3 separate regions of the Homo sapiens genome follow, and all the other regions are linked to region 3. A link is a contact called in ENCODE Hi-C or POLR2A ChIA-PET data. All regions are on one chromosome and are shown on one strand. Each heading gives the region's core, a stretch centred on a gene start or an enhancer-like site at or near the end of the contact. The rest is flanking DNA. Distances are from core to core; before and after follow the strand shown. Region 1 overlaps CRYL1 (crystallin lambda 1). Region 2 overlaps CRYL1 (crystallin lambda 1). Region 3 holds the start of EEF1AKMT1 (EEF1A lysine methyltransferase 1).

The links. A loop is a pair of places that touch in the nucleus more often than their neighbours do. ChIA-PET counts read pairs that join two places held with the same protein, here RNA polymerase II (POLR2A). Pooled maps may share reads with other maps.
Region 1: a loop to region 3 is called in a map of CD8-positive, alpha-beta T cell, with 15 times the contacts of the local background. The contact joins the enhancer-like site here to the promoter of EEF1AKMT1 in region 3. A Hi-C loop is called at or near these places in 5 of 168 maps with a recorded cell type or tissue (CD4-positive, alpha-beta T cell, CD4-positive, alpha-beta memory T cell, CD8-positive, alpha-beta T cell and 1 more) and 11 of 50 pooled maps. POLR2A ChIA-PET finds 5 or more read pairs at or near these places in 8 of 52 experiments (CD4-positive, alpha-beta T cell, CD4-positive, alpha-beta memory T cell, CD8-positive, alpha-beta T cell and 5 more).
Region 2: a loop to region 3 is called in a pooled map, with 7 times the contacts of the local background. The contact joins the enhancer-like site here to the promoter of EEF1AKMT1 in region 3. A Hi-C loop is called at or near these places in 1 of 37 single-sample maps with no recorded cell type and 11 of 50 pooled maps. POLR2A ChIA-PET finds 5 or more read pairs at or near these places in 4 of 52 experiments (B cell, activated CD4-positive, alpha-beta T cell, activated CD4-positive, alpha-beta memory T cell and 1 more).

The regions. Positions count from the first base shown.
Region 1 is chr13:20,475,299-20,477,998 of GRCh38, reverse strand. The region is part of intron 3 of CRYL1 (crystallin lambda 1); the gene reads left to right. Among named protein-coding and RNA genes, the nearest start is that of MIR4499, 43 kb to the right of the region's middle. RefSeq lists enhancers at 1,574-1,623, 1,694-1,893. Within about 2 kb of position 1,423, at least 9 of the 41 ENCODE cell types and tissues checked have a DNase peak (open chromatin) inside an H3K27ac peak, as active enhancers do; they include CD4-positive, alpha-beta T cell and CD8-positive, alpha-beta T cell, where a contact is called at or near this core.
Region 2 is chr13:20,418,719-20,421,418 of GRCh38, reverse strand. The region is part of intron 5 of CRYL1 (crystallin lambda 1); the gene reads left to right. Among named protein-coding and RNA genes, the nearest start is that of MIR4499, 14 kb to the left of the region's middle. RefSeq lists an enhancer at 1,193-2,392. Within about 2 kb of position 1,403, at least 17 of the 41 ENCODE cell types and tissues checked have a DNase peak (open chromatin) inside an H3K27ac peak, as active enhancers do.
Region 3 is chr13:20,772,525-20,775,224 of GRCh38, reverse strand. EEF1AKMT1 (EEF1A lysine methyltransferase 1) reads left to right here and starts at 1,264. Exons shown (of 5, transcript NM_001318939.2): 1 at 1,264-1,304. RefSeq lists an enhancer at 1,690-1,909.

The DNA.
Region 1 (2,700 bases), core at 174-2,673, 300 kb after region 3:
ATTTTTATATACATATATATATATATAACTACGTAATATATATATTATAAAATGATAATATATAATATACTGTAATATATACTATAATACATATGGTAGTATTTATAGTATAGTATTATATATTATCATATAATATATATTATACTATCTATATACTATAGTATATTATATTTTAGTATAATATATAATAGAATACATAATGGAATATTATATATTATCTATTATACAATTATATATTATCTAGTATACAAAATAATATATAATATAAAAATAATTTTTTAAAATTTATTATATATATTTTTAATATATTTTTAAAAATATTTTTATATATTTAATTTTAAACATTATTAAATGATAATATGTAATATTAAATACACCATGGAGCCTGCCTGTATATATACCTACTGTGTGTCAATCTCTTACTATGGGCCAGGTCCTGTGCCGCCCATTTTATGCAAAATGACCCACTTCAGTCCTCAGGACGCCCATGTAAAGTGGGTGCTAGTATTTATTCCATGCCATGCCCGCTCTCCAACCCCAATCATTGTTGCCTGCACACCTCAGGAATATTTTTGATTGTTTTACCTACTGCTATTTCTCCAACACCTAAAACAGTGCCTAGTTTATACAAATATTATATATATATATAAATTAATTACTTAAGATTTTTAGAGTCAAGGTCTTGCTCTGCTGCCCAGGTTGGAATGTAGCTGTGTGATCATAGCTCACTGACGTCTTGAACTCCTGGGCTCAAGCGATCCTCCCACCTCAGTCTCCCGAGTAGCTAGGACTACAGGCATGTGTCACCACACCCAGGTAATTATTTGTTGCTGTTTTTGAGACGGAGTCCCGCTCTGTCGCCCAGGCTGGAGCGCGGTGGCACGATCTTGGCTCACTGCAAGCTCTGCCTCCCGGGTTCATGCCATTCTCCTGCCTCAGCCTCCCGAGTAGCTGGGACTACAGGCGCCCGCCACCACGCCCGGCTAATTTTTTGTATTTTTCGTAGAGACGGGCTTTCACCATGTTAGCCAGGATGGTCTCGATCTCCTGACCTCGTGATCCACTCGCCTCGGCCTCCCAAAGTGCTGGGATTACAGGCGTGAGCCACCGCACCCGGCCTACACCCAGGTAATTTTTTAGTAGAGTCGAGGTCTCACTGTGTTGTCCAAGCTGGTCTTGAACTCCTGGGCCTAAACAATCCTCCAGCTTGGCCTCCCAAAGTGCTGGAATTGCAGGCATAAGCTACCTCGCCCTGCTGAGCCTGCGTTTTTAAGAGGTATGAGGCATAAGCGGGAATCTGGGAGCTTCATGTTAATGAAAAGTAAGGGACACCTGCAGAACTCGGTGCTGGCCCTGCTGCATGTTTTTCTTCCGGCTTGGGCTCCCTGCTGCTCACCTAGCGGTATCAGCACGCTGGGAGCATATCTGCTGACGCAGAGCTGCCTTGCTGTGTTTATTTTCATTTGAAAGTCAATATTCAAAGACTTGTTGCCCAGTAAGTCTGTTTGAACCACTGGGGGAAATCAAAAGGTTTCTTTCAAGGGGCGGCCTTTCACCTCTTATGGGTCTGGTTGACCTGTATCAGTCCCTGCTGCCCAGCAGAGACCTTCCTGCCTTTCGTTTTTCCTTTTTTTTTTTTTTTTTGAGATGGAGTTTTGCTCTGTCACCCAGGCTGTAGTGCAGTGGCGCGATCTTGGCTCACTGCAGCCTCTGCCTCCCGGGTTCCAGTGATTCTCTTGCCTCAGCCTCCTGGTAGCTGGGATTATAGGCACATGCCACCACTCCCAGCTAATTACCTTCCTGCCTTTCAGAGGCCCTGGCGTTCAGCAAGTATCGCATTGCACATTTGTGTGTGGGAAGACACCTGGGACACTGGAGTAGCTATTTCTGTTGTTTTGGCAGAGGAGGCTGCTACTGTGGTTTCCTCTGAGAGACCTACTGTGGTTTCCTTCCTTCCTGCCGCGTGCGCAGGACCTGCCCCGGAACTGCCGTGTGCGTGGGGCAGGTGACACAGGCCAGGATGAGGCTGTGGCCTTCCTGGAGCAAGTCCACTTTCCACTGACTGAGTACACTTACACAGCCTTCCTTTAACAGGCTCTCTGCCTGTGATTTGTGGATATGTCACCGGGACTCGTCCTGCGGCCTTTTGCTTCTTGCTTTGCTCGCGTTTGAAGGCACTTGCTATCTTGCCATCCTAGTTGGTAGGTGGTGGGTGGGAATCTTCCGCTGAAAGGGTCCCTGGTTTCTCTGAGCCTGGCCAGAGCCAGTTGCACAGCATCAGGTGATTCCCCTCTGTTCCCAAGGCCTCCTGAGGCTGATATGGCTCTTCTTTAGTCTTGGCCTATGACCCGCAGCTAATGGGAACTACTGTGCATCCATCCCTTACCATGGACCAGGTCCTGTGCCACACTCTTAACACAAAATGACCCACTTCAGTCCTCACGACACCCCCGTAAAGTGGGTGCTAGTATTTATTCCATGCCATACCCACTCTCCACCCCCAATCATTTTTGCCTGCACACCTCAGGAATATTTTTGATTGCTTTATCTACTGCTGTTTTTCCAGTACCTAAAACAGTGCCTGGCATGAGGCAGGAACTTAATAAACATTTGTTGATGACTGAATGGATTATCTGTTTAGAAATGACAGGATAAAGATCTCACCCCAGAGCCCAAAGGTGGAATCAGCCTTTGGGCCAG
Region 2 (2,700 bases), core at 154-2,653, 350 kb after region 3:
TGTTTTTGGAGTCAGGGCTTACACTCTTTGGTTCAAAACTTATTGTAGTAAACTGTATTCCCAGAGGACCCCTCAATTAAAGTATCACTACCCTCATAGAATGGAAGTGAATGTATTCACATTCATACACAATGATGGATTCTTTTTGCTGTTGTATTTGTTGTAAAAGTCGAGGCTTTCCCTTTCTTTCAAACTCTATAATACTGTTGTTTTTCCCCCTAAAAGCATCATTATACACACAGTGTTCTAAGAAAAAGTGCACCAGGGAATTAGCACTGGGGCCTGAAGTACTCTGGAATGTCCCTTTTATTAGGGCAAAGTCTTTCCTCTCTTTCCTTTCCATTTTTTTTTTTGTTTGTTTGTTTCTATTTAAAAGCTCTATTTTAGGCTGGGCGCAGTGGCTCACGCCTGTAATCCCAGGATTTTGGGAGGCCAAGGCGGACGGATCATGAGGTCAGGAGATCGAGACCATCCTGGCTAACACAATGAAATCCTGTTTCTACTAAAAATACAAAAAATTAGCCAGGCGTGGTGGCGGGCCTGTAGTCCCAGCTATTTGGGAGGCTGAGGCAGGAGAATCGCTTGAACCCAGGAGGCGGAGGTCGCAGTGAGTTGCGATCACGCCACTGCACTCCAGCCTGGGCGACAGAGTGAGACTCTGTCTCAAAACACACACACACACACACACACACACACACACACACACACACACACACAACCTCTATTTTAAAGAAAAGTCAAAGGGAAAAACTCCACCTGTGTTTGCTCTACCCTAAGTCAATTGCTTTCATTTTCCTTTGTTCCTGTCTAGTCTCTATTATGAACATGCTACTCAAGTTTTTATTCATTCTTAATGGCTTTATGATATTTCATTTAGCTGGTCTTTTTTTTTTTTCTTTTAAATCCAATCTTTCCCTTACTGCGGGATGTTTTAAGGTCAGGCCTCAGTGAGCCTCTATGCACATATGGTTTCTTCTTCTGGAGTCTTTTCTGGAATAATTCTGGGAGTGGGCTCAGCCTGCGGGAGAGTAACATTTTTATAACTTGATAGATGTAGCTGAGATGCCTCCCAGAGGGGAGACCCGCCTCTCCTCCGGCAGCTGTGCACGTAGGCTTGTTCCCAGCAGCCTGGCCAGGGTGGTCCACCTGGTGTTTCTCATCTTCTTTCCCCGGAGCGCTGACTCCTGCGCGTCCTCTTGGAAGACTCTTGACAGGACGGGTGTTTTATGGGTGTGATTCAGTGTCCTCTTGCATCAGTTCAATGTGGTGGTGTTCAATCAACCCTTGTAGCGTTAGCAAAATTTGCTCAAGTCATTCCGCAGGAATGTCTGTGTCTTGCTTCCAAGAAAGCTTGTAAGTGCCGGCAACAGGCCAAGCAGCTCACAAACCTGACCACAAGCCTGTGAGTAATTGTGGGGCAGCACTTAGCAGTCTTTTATTTTCGACTTATTAAAGTCTCATCTTGGCCTCACCTTCTCCCTGGAAGGTGGCGTGGGTGGGAACCACTGGGTCAGATCTTTTTCACCCTTGCCGTGGAGCCAGTTTCCTGTTGCATGTGGGGGAAGCAACATGTGGTGAAGAGTATAGAAAACGAAAACATGTGGGTACAGTATGTATAAGTGGAGGGAACAAACTCATAATTCCAACTAGTTTCTCATGAGAGACTCATGAATCATTGTGGTAGTTCTCAATATAAACTTAATCTAGGCCGGATGTGGTGGCTCACACCTGTAATCTCAGCACTCTGGGTGGATCACTTGAGGTCAGGAGTTTGAGACCAGTCTGACCAACATGGAGAAACCCCATCGCTACTAAAAATACAAAATTATCCAGATGTGGTGGCTCACACCTGTAATCCCAGCACTTTGGGAGGCTGAGGCGGGTGGATCACTTGAGGTCAGGAGTTTGAGACCAGCCTGACCAACATGGAGAAACTGTGTCTCTACTAAAAATACAAAATTAGCTGGGCGTGGTGACGCATGCCTGTAATCCCAGCTATTTGGAGGCCGAAGCAGGAGAATCGCTTGAACCTGGGAGGCAGAGGTTGCAGTGAGCCGAGATCCTGCCATTGCACTCCAGCCTGGACAACAAGAGCAAAACTCCATTTCAAAATAATAATAATAATAATAAACTTAATCTCTAACTCTGTTACTCCCTGTAGCATTTGCAAGGACCCTAGGGCTGGATGTTTCTCAGAGGGATAGTCTAGTACCCTAGCTCATGCTCGAGTTACTTCTGTGCAAGTGACTGTTCTTGTCTGGGTCTGTCCTTGAACATCTCTGGAGATGAGAAAATCACCGAGATTTAACTTTGTTCCATCCTTTCTTTCACTAGAGATTGAGATGGACGTGCTGGTGTAATCCTTTCTTCTTGGCCGCTGCCCTGGGGTGATCCACACAAGCCCAGTGCTTTCTTCATGTCGCCCTCGTAGGGCTGAAGGTGGCAGAGTACTCTACTTCTCGCTGTTGCGTTTCTTTATTTGACACTCACCTAAGATAAAACCTTTTGTGACTCCTGACTCTTAATTTTTCTCCTGTTTCTCAGTTGACAGTGGACTTATGCCCAAACTCTAGCTGAGGAGTGGAAGAACTTGAATAGAACCTCATCCAAATTCCTGGGTAGCAAGTCTGTGTTCCTGCTGGTGATAGTAGTAGTAAAGTTATTGTAGTGTTTGCACAAGAAAAATGTGAAAATTCAGGA
Region 3 (2,700 bases), core at 15-2,514:
TGTTAAATTTCTTTTAGTTTTTTAAATATATTTTCTTCCTGTTCCTTTTCCAGAATACACCTGATCTTGAAATATTTGGTTAATAGACTTGTCATCAATTCAAAACAAAGTCAAAATGTAGCATGGGTTATTATAAACTGGAAACAGTTCTTAAAATAGAAATTATAGTACACCCAATGTTATAAACCTGTTTCATTAACTACTTACTGAATAGCATCATTTGCCAGCTGAACAGTTTATATCCTTACCTTATACCAGAAAGGATTTTCACATTGCTCAGCAGAATATATAAAATTTAGCAAGATCATGAAATTGGTAAAGAAAATGGAGGAAAGAGAGGGTAGAAGCATAATACAGATTGATTTCTTGGGGAATTGGAAACAAATACTTTGTATCACTTATAATTTGGTAGCTGCTAAAACGTAAGGGAACCTTTCAATAATCAGTGCCTGTATGTGCAAGATAATTAAGGTGTTGTTGACAAAAATCATACATACTTACGGCGCTTGATGTCTAAATACATATATTGACCAACTCATTCAAAACTGAAGACTCTGAAAGACTAACAAGTTTTAAAGGTTCCCCCCCGCTACCGCCAATCCTGTCAATTTTACCAAAGCCTCAATTTGATGTCAACATTTAAAGTCAACGATTTGATTTAAAAAGACTGAGCAGACAATCGACCAATGAAGCCTTGACTTTGAAAATCTACGTGACTCAGTGCAAAATAGTGGGTTTAACTTTAATTAGGATCTTAATTTTTTTTTTTTTAGATGTTGCCTTGCTCTGTCGCCCAGGCTGGAGTAGCTGTGGTGCGATCTCGGCTCATTGTAGCCTCTGCCTCCCGGGTTCCAGCGAGTCTCCTGCCTCAGCCTCCTGGGTAGCTGGGATTACAGGCGCACGCGACCACGGCCAGCTAATTTTTGTATTTTTTAGTAGAGACGAGGTTTCACCATGTTGGTAAGGCTGGTCTCGAACTCCTGACCTCAGGTGATCCGCCCGCCTCGGCCTCCCAAAGTGTTGGGATTACAGGCGTGAGCCACCGCGCCCTGCCAGGGCCTTCATTTTTTTTGTTGTTGTTGTTTTTTTGCTACCATTCTTGGGGGCGGCTGATGAGACAAGCGAAGGAACGACTCCAGGCTGGAGACGGCCCTCAGTGTTGTAAACGCGGGATTGAGACGCTGCGGGGAGATGGCCTGCCTTGCGCAAGGGCCTGGGCGGGAGGGCCTGCGCCTGCGCTAGCGAGACTGGCTAGCCACTCCCACTGCACACGGCGAGTCTGGGCGACTGCGCACGCGCGGCTGGTGAGTGGCGGGTTCGGGCGCAGCTGTAGGGTTGGCTGCGCGCCGCCGAGGCGTTTTGGACTGGGTTAGGTGCCTTTTGTGTGTTTGTTTCTCACCTTTTTTCCAGGGTGGTAGTGGTGGAAGAGTTTAATTAGCAGTGGCTGGCGGATTCCTGAGGGAAGGAGCTGGCGCCGGCCTGAGAGTGGATCCTGGTTGCTGTGTTAGGCGCTGTTGGGCCTCGCGTCCCGGTCGCCGGAAGGCGCCGCGTCCTGTGCCGCGCACGTTGGCGCCCGGGCCTTAGGCAGCCTTGGTGCTGACGGGGAAATTAACCCCCAGGCTACGGCAGCGCGTGGAGGCCTCCCTTCCCTCCGAGTAGAAACAGGACTCGGCCTGCTGTCCTTTTCATCTTTGCCCTCAGAAGTTCGCTGATGGAGTTTGCGAAATGCCCAGGCCTGACTGTCCGCTCCTGGAGGGCGGGCACCCGCGGCGCCTGTCGCTGGGGCTTCTGAGGCAGGTCCCTTGCAGGATGCGGGTGCTGCGAGGTGGAGTAGACTAGGACGCGGGCGGCTTTACTGCGAAACGGGCAGTAGCTTCGGAGGTGCAGAAGAAGTGCTGGGACGATAGCGGGTCCCTACCGGGAGGGAGCCACATGTCAGACAGGAAGGCCTTCCTTATAGGGGTTGTGGTTACATGGGGCGTACATCACAACGTCGCACTGCACACGTACGACCTGCATTTCATTGTAAGCATTACCTCCTTTTTAAAGTTAATTTAAAAACAGGATAAATAGAATTCTGGAAAGCAAGAAGGAAGGAACTGTTTGAGGCAGGGGGACTCAAAGATGAAAACAGAATGAAAACCTTTGGCCCTTTTCTGGACGTAAATTGGATTAAGGGGAGAATCATCCAGCAATTTATAAAAAGTATTTGGAGAATATCTAGGCCTTACCCATTCATAGAGGGAGCCTTGCTCTCCTGCGGTTTACTGGAGTCTGGGATGGCTCCTAGGTTAATGCTCTTTGCTCTGAATCACACTATCTTAACCTAATTTCACACAAGAATGAATGTTGAAATTACAGTATGGTGGTTTTGCCCTAAGTAAATTTGATAACATGGAAATTGAGTAATTTTATCCAAAAAGAGACTAACCACAGCCCCTGAGAAGCCAGCTAATCCCTGCTTATGCTGCAAGCTAACGTGTCCGCCCCTTTGCTCATGCTGTTCCATCTTTCTGAAGTCTTCACTCTTCATCCTTACCTTTTCCTGAGGCCGAGTTGAAGCTCCACCTGCTCTTTCACTCCTCTCCCCACTCAGGCCCTCCACTCTGATCCCATGGCGTGAATGGTGCTTCTCTATAGAGGGCCTCCACCTTACCGTTGGTGTTCGCCATGTGTCTGCCTAACCTAGAATTTCTCAAC